Linked DNA regions of Mus musculus: region 2 is linked to region 1. Evidence: chromatin contacts called from ENCODE POLR2A ChIA-PET data. All regions are on one chromosome and are shown on one strand. Each heading gives the region's core, a stretch centred on a gene start or an enhancer-like site at or near the end of the contact. The rest is flanking DNA. Distances are from core to core; before and after follow the strand shown. Region 1 holds the start of Mef2b (myocyte enhancer factor 2B). Region 2 holds the start of Slc25a42 (solute carrier family 25, member 42).

The links. ChIA-PET counts read pairs that join two places held with the same protein, here RNA polymerase II (POLR2A).
Region 2: POLR2A ChIA-PET joins it to region 1 with 12 read pairs in embryonic stem cell. The contact joins the promoter of Slc25a42 here to the promoter of Mef2b in region 1. POLR2A ChIA-PET finds 5 or more read pairs at or near these places in 4 of 5 experiments (Patski and embryonic stem cell).

Annotation. Positions count from the first base shown.
Region 1 is chr8:70,151,270-70,154,500 of GRCm38, reverse strand. It overlaps Mef2b (myocyte enhancer factor 2B), which reads right to left and starts at 1,740. Exons shown (of 9, transcript NM_001045484.2): 1 at 1,657-1,740. All of the region lies in intron 1 of Gm45929 (predicted gene, 45929), which reads right to left.
Region 2 is chr8:70,210,503-70,213,733 of GRCm38, reverse strand. It overlaps Slc25a42 (solute carrier family 25, member 42), which reads left to right and starts at 1,453. Exons shown (of 8, transcript NM_001007570.2): 1 at 1,453-1,506.

The sequences.
Region 1 (3,231 bases), core at 491-2,990:
AATCCCAGTAATGCAAAGGTTTTGCTTTAGTAGTTCTGGTATCTTGTTAATCACAGCTGATTCTTCAGCCCCAGCTAACCAGAACCACAGAATCTTCACAATCAAATCAGCAATGGCTCTGATAAGAGTCTTTAATCATCCCTCTGAAATTTCACAAGCCAGGCCTCCATCTTCTGCACTGTTCTCAACATTATCTTCCAAGTTCCTACAGAACATCCCACAGAGCTCTTAACATCCCAATGGGTCTTCTAGCCCAAAGTTCCAAAGTCCTTCCACAGTCCTCCCCAAAACATGGTCAGGTTGTCACAGGAATACCCCACTTCTGGTACCAATTTGTCTTTGTCAGGGTTTCTATTCCTGCACAAACATCATGACCAAGAAGCAAGTTGGGGAGGAAAGAGTTTATTCATCTTACACTTCCAAATTGCTGTTCATCACCAAAGCAGGTCAGGATACAGGAGCTGATGCAGAGGCTATGGAGGGATGTTTTTTACTGGCTTACTTCCCCTGACTTGCTCAGCTTGCTTTCGTATAGAACCCAAGACTATCAGCCAGGGATGGCACCATCCACAATGAATCCTCTCCCCTTGATCACTAATTGAGAAAATGCCCCACAGTTGGATCTCATGGAGACACTTCCCCAACTGAAGCTCCTTTCTCTGTGATAGCTCCAGTCTGTGTCAAGTTGACACACAAAACCAGCCAGTATCCAGATATAGTGCCATCACAATCAACCATCACCAAAACTTCAAATACAGCCTCAAGTAGGAACACACCTGTGATCCGACATTTTGGAAACGGAGGCAGGAGGACTGATGAAAGTTCAAGGCTATTTTGGACTACACACAAAGACCCTGTCTCAACCTCTCAACCCCCCTCTACCTAAAACAAAGAAAACCACAAACACAGCCACCCACGGGTACACATCTGTGATCTTGGCACTTGGGAGACCAAAGATCCACTACCATGAGTTCTAGCTTAGCCTGAGCTACAGAGCTCCTCCCAACCCCAAGGTCTCATGATACAGCCTCACTTAGGGCTCACTATGTAGAACAGGTTAGCCTGAAAAGATCTGCCTGACTGGGATTAAAGGCATGAAGCACCAGGTATGGCTACATAGACTTCTAGGCCAACCTGGACTGTAGAGTGAAACCCTCTCTAAAATTGCCAACTGAAACTTCCAACAGTGGAGTGTGGTCACACCCTTGAGATCCTGGACCTTGGAAGGCTGAGAGTGGAGAGCTGCTTTGAGTTTGAACTACGAATGCCGGAACTACATAGTGAATTTTGGACTAACCTAGACTACAGAGCAAGACCTGTCTTAAACCCCCTCTTCTCAAGAGAAAGAAGAAACCTCCAACAATTTAATGGTCACATGCTTGTGATCTCAGCACTCAGGAGTCTGAGGCAGGAGAACTGCTGTGAGTTTGAGGCTAGATGAGCTACATAGTAACTTCCAGACTAGGCTAGTTGAAACCCTACTCAGCAAACACTCCTGAAAGCAAGGCCCCCTAACCCAAAGACAGCGCGCGCATACACACGCATACACACACACACACACACACACACACACACACACACACACACACACACACACACACACACACACACACTCACGGCTCTCTGCATCCCACCCGCCCCGAGACCCGCGCACACCTCAGGAGTCCCGGGAGTCTGGTCCCTGCTGGCCACACCTGCTGCGCACTGTGAGGGTCCAGGCGCCTATGCTTCTGCTGCACTGAGCATAGCTCTGGCCCAGTGGCAGATGCCTTCCCGCGCAGCCCCGCCCTCAAGAGCTGATTGGGTGGAAGTAGGTTATTTGCATAGGGGCGGATACTTGGCTGTGTTCTGGCTCCTAGACGTTTCAAACTAGGTCCGTCCGAGAGAAGATGCTAGGATCCAAAGAGAAGCCTGACTGAGAAGTGCACGCCAAGGAGGCTAAGGCAGGAGTACTGCAGCTAGTTGCAGGCCAGCATGGGATACAGAGCGAGACCCTATCAAAACCAAAACAAAACAGAACAACCAGAGCATAGTGGCATACAACTTTAATCCCAGCCCTTGGAGAAGTACAGGCTGGTGATTGTTGAGGCTAGCCTGGTCTACAGAGCAAGTTCCAGGACAGCCAGGGCCACACTGAGAAACTGTGTCTGGAAACAAACAAAAAACAAACAAACAAACAAACAAACCAAAACCATCACTACCACCACCAACAACAAAAAAAAAAAAAAAAGGAAAGAGAAAGAAAAAAGAGAAAAAGAAAACAGGGTCGTGGAGCCAGACAAAAAAAAGGAAAGAGAAAGAAAAAAGAGAAAAAGAAAACAGGGTCGTGGAGCCAGACGAAATGGTTCAGTGGGTAAAGGGGTTTCCTGCTAAGCATGGTAACAGGAGTTCTATCTCCGGTATGAAAACGTGGAGTGAGAGAACCCACACCAGTAAGTTGTCCTCTGTCCTCCTGCTATGGCACAGACGACGCCTCCCCCCCACAATCATATACAAATATATATTATCTTAAAAATTAAAAAACACTGGGCAAGGCTGTACAAACAGCTAGGCTCCTCCTTAAGGAGTCAGGGCTCCTGGACCTCACTGTGATGACCCTGACCTTACCTTGGACTGGCTAGTCAGGACCATACACCTTAATAGGAGTGAAGTACAGTTAGCAGCTGGTTTGGTGACACAGCCTGTCCTCCCAGTTGCTCCAGTCGGCTGGAGTGTGCTAAGTTTCTGGCCAGTATGAGGTACACAGAGCTCAAGTGCATCCTGGGTAATTTTGAGACTACTGTCTCTAGATAAGAAATAAGTTGGGCCTGGTGGCTGAGTCTGTAATCCCAGGTACTCAGGAGGCTGAGACAATCACATGAAGATGCTAAGTCTAACTAAGGCCAGCCTGGGCAACATAGTAAAACCCTGGCTCAAAATAAATATAAAAACAGACAAACAATAGCCAGGCGCGGTGGCGCACGTCTTTAATCCCAGCACTCCGGAGGCAGAGGCAGGCAGATTTCTGAGTTCGAGGCCAGCCTGGTCTACAGAGTTCCAGGACAGCCAGGGCTATACAGAGAAACGCTGTCTCGAAAAACAAAACAAAACAAAACAAGAGACCCTGTCCAATAAGGAAATAAAGGATTCTTTAGAATTCTGATCCTGCTGGCAAATGGGACCAAGCCAGTGCCACGCTGGACCACTCCTGAATAATTAGAGCCATTATATGGGGGGGGGGGTCACCAGTAC
Region 2 (3,231 bases), core at 204-2,703, 60 kb before region 1:
GCTCCATAGTGAGACACTGTCTCAAAACAAAAACAAATAAAACAAATGTATTTTCCCCACTTTCAATGTTGATTGATGTCTGGTTTTTAGGAAGAGACATCCCATGTACACAAGCTTGCTTTAATTAATTGCTTGCTTTAATTTTCTTGGCCATGATTTGGGTCGGTGGTCTTTCTCCTTGAATCTGTAGGATTAACATTTACCCATTGAGCCATCTTGCTGGCTCCTTCTGTTTCCACAAAGGGGTCAGGGAGGCAAGATTGAACCTAAGGATTGCTCTGTCCAAGGCTTGAGCAGACTGAGTAACTCAGGTCACTCCGTTCCCCACTGTCTTACTACCCTTTCTGAGGGGGTTCAGAGCTTCAATATACAAATTGAACAGCTAAAGTGCTCTGTAACCTTGGTCAAAGAGCTTGACCTCTCTGTGTTCCCTTTGACATGTGGTTGTATTTATTGTTTGGTTAATTCACCAGTTACCACAAACACAGGGATGTCATAAGATCTCGTAAAGGATAAAGCTTGGACCCAGAGACGTCACTTTCTGAAAGTCAGATCACGTCAGCAGGATTGCACTTTTGCTTCCCATGTTTTGCACATGAACTCAAGTAGCAGAGGAAGGCTGAGTGATCTGAGTTTCTGCCCTTTGTATCATCGGCAGGGGAACAGTAAAGGAGGGACGGGCTGAGAATTAACCAAGAGTGTTTCAACTGTCAAAGTCTAAATTCAGGAAAGAGTAAAGCTTCTGAGCGCCATGGGAACCTGAGGAGTCTGCGCGGAACATACTAGATCATCCAGGGCAGACAAGATAGTTATGGTCTGTACCTAGCGCGCCCACCCCTGGAAGATGCACCGCCTACAGCTTCTGCGATTGGTCCCAGGACCTGTACATCTTTAGTGTCGCAGTCAATCATCGTTGCCCTCCGGGCTACACCCTCCGATCCTCGAGCTTCGCCCTTGCCCAGCGCGCCAGCTTACTCAGAGCGCTGACCTTGCTCTTCAGCGATTGGCTAAGAGGGCTGTTTCCAGGCCCCGCCCCCTCCCTTCAGTTATTGGCCCAAAGCGTTGCTTGTTTTCTGCAGAATCCAATCCTCGCTTCTGTCTCCTTGTGCCCCGAATTCTCAGAAACCAAGAGCCGCCTTTCCTCTTAGCTCCGCCTATACCCCTTGGCAATTGGCCGGAAGCTCTGCCCATTTTCTGCGGGTTCCAATTCTTGAACGCCCCCCACCAGGCCTCTCCGCCTTGTACCCGGTGTAGAACGCTCAGAAGAACCAGGGCCGCCCCTCCATGTAGCCTCGCCCCTTCCTTTAGCGATTGGTTAAAAAGGATGCCCGTCTGTGCCATGCTTACCAATTCTTGCCGTCTCCAGCGCTGATTGGACAGGGCGTGACCAATGGCGGCAGGGCCTGGGCCCCTCCCGGCCTCGAGCTTAGGGCCCGCGCGAGGCGGGGCTGCAGCGGCTGAGGCGGCTGAGGCAGTAGCGGCAGCAGCGGCGACGCGTCCGGGCAGGTGAGCGCGACCCAAGGAGTGCAGGCGCCAAGGGGCGACGCGGGGTGGCGGGGTTCTCGCGGCCCGGGCTGGGAGGAAGCGCGGCATGGGGCCGTTTCGTTGTGACAGCAGTGTCGCGAGCGTGGAGAGGTGACAGATCCCCTCACACACCCTGTGTTTCGCGCGTCCTCGGGGTCCCCACGGCCAGGCCGAACCCTAATTTCACACCGAGCTGCCCTGAGAGTGACAACCCCTGTGAGGCCAAGGTGGCCGCTTACGCACCCAACATGCGTGCCTCGCAGACCTGATCTTCCTCAGCCCGCTGCGTGTCCTTCCTTTGGAACCCGGGTGGACGCTTCGGGTGCAAGCTTCGGGTGCCACCCGGACGCGGCTGCTACACACGTGCACCTGCGTGCCTCTCCCCGTCCCTGTCGCGCAACCATCGCTTCACTCCCAAAGCAAAGTCCACCTAACTTGTGGTTTTAAATTTTTTATTTTCGTCCCCCGTGTAGTGCGAGTGGTGGCTTGGTTTTGGAAACCGTGTTTCACTGTGTAGAGCCAGCTGGTCTGGAACTCACAGAGATCTCCCTGCCCCTGCCTCCCAAGTGCCAGGATTAAAAGTGTGGGGTACCACCTGGTCTGTTATTGCTTTAACAGGGCTTTTAAATTTATTTCTAGCATTTCATTTTATTGTATTTATTTATTGATTAGTTTTGGAGTCAAAGTCTTGCACTGTAACCCAGGTTGTCCTTGAACTTTTATAAAGAGTGCTTGAGGTCAGGTGAGATGGCTCAGCAAACTGAGTTTTTGGGAACTGCCAAAAGTTGTCCTCTGATCTCTACATGGGCTCTGTGGCACACACGTAAATACACACACACACACACACACACACACACACACCACAATATGTATATGTATATGCATATAAAATCACTTCTTGACACAGCATGATGTTATGAGTCATCTGTGCACTGAACAGGTAGAGGTAGGATCAGAAGTTCAAGGTTACCTTGGCTACACACAGTGAATTTGAGTAGCCTGGTCTGTTTAAGACCTTGTTTCACAAAAAGAAAGGAAAGAAAACTAATGAGCAAACAGTGCATAGACGGGAGTGGAGTTGGTAGAGTGCTTGTTTGAAGTTGGGGGTTCCATTCCTAGCACCAGAGAAACCAGGTGTGGGGGTACACACTTATCATCTCAGCAGGGGGATCTGGAGTTCATGTCCAGCCTGGGCTACTCAGAGGCCCTGTCTCAAAGACCAATAACAAACAAAAATCTCAGGGCTGGACAGCTTTTGAGTCATTTCTGGACTTAGAATAATCTCCTCAGCCTGATGCTCAGAGCATCCCAGTTCACCAACCAGAAGTCTGAAGCCCTCAAACGCTGCAGCAGGCTCTGCCTGGCCCCCTTGAGCCTTGTCTGTGAGCCAGCTCCTGTCAAAGGCTGCTTACTGGTGTTTCTGTCTCTTGAGTTAGTGGAGGAAGGGAGCCCCCACCATACTCCACCCCATTCCCAGGCATTTCTCCCAAGTCGTGACTGATGAATCCGGAAATGCTTAGCTGGAAGGGACAGCCCCTAGGTGGCTGCCTGAGCTTGTGTCTCCAGGCTTTGGAGGGTGTGGAGGCAGGCTGGATTGGTGGGCTGCTAAACATCTGGGGCGCTGTTGGTTGCGGTCGGACCAGGCCTTCTCCGTGACCTGCCCGAGTTCCTTGCTGCTGTTCAACAGTAAGGAAATACTTCTCAGAG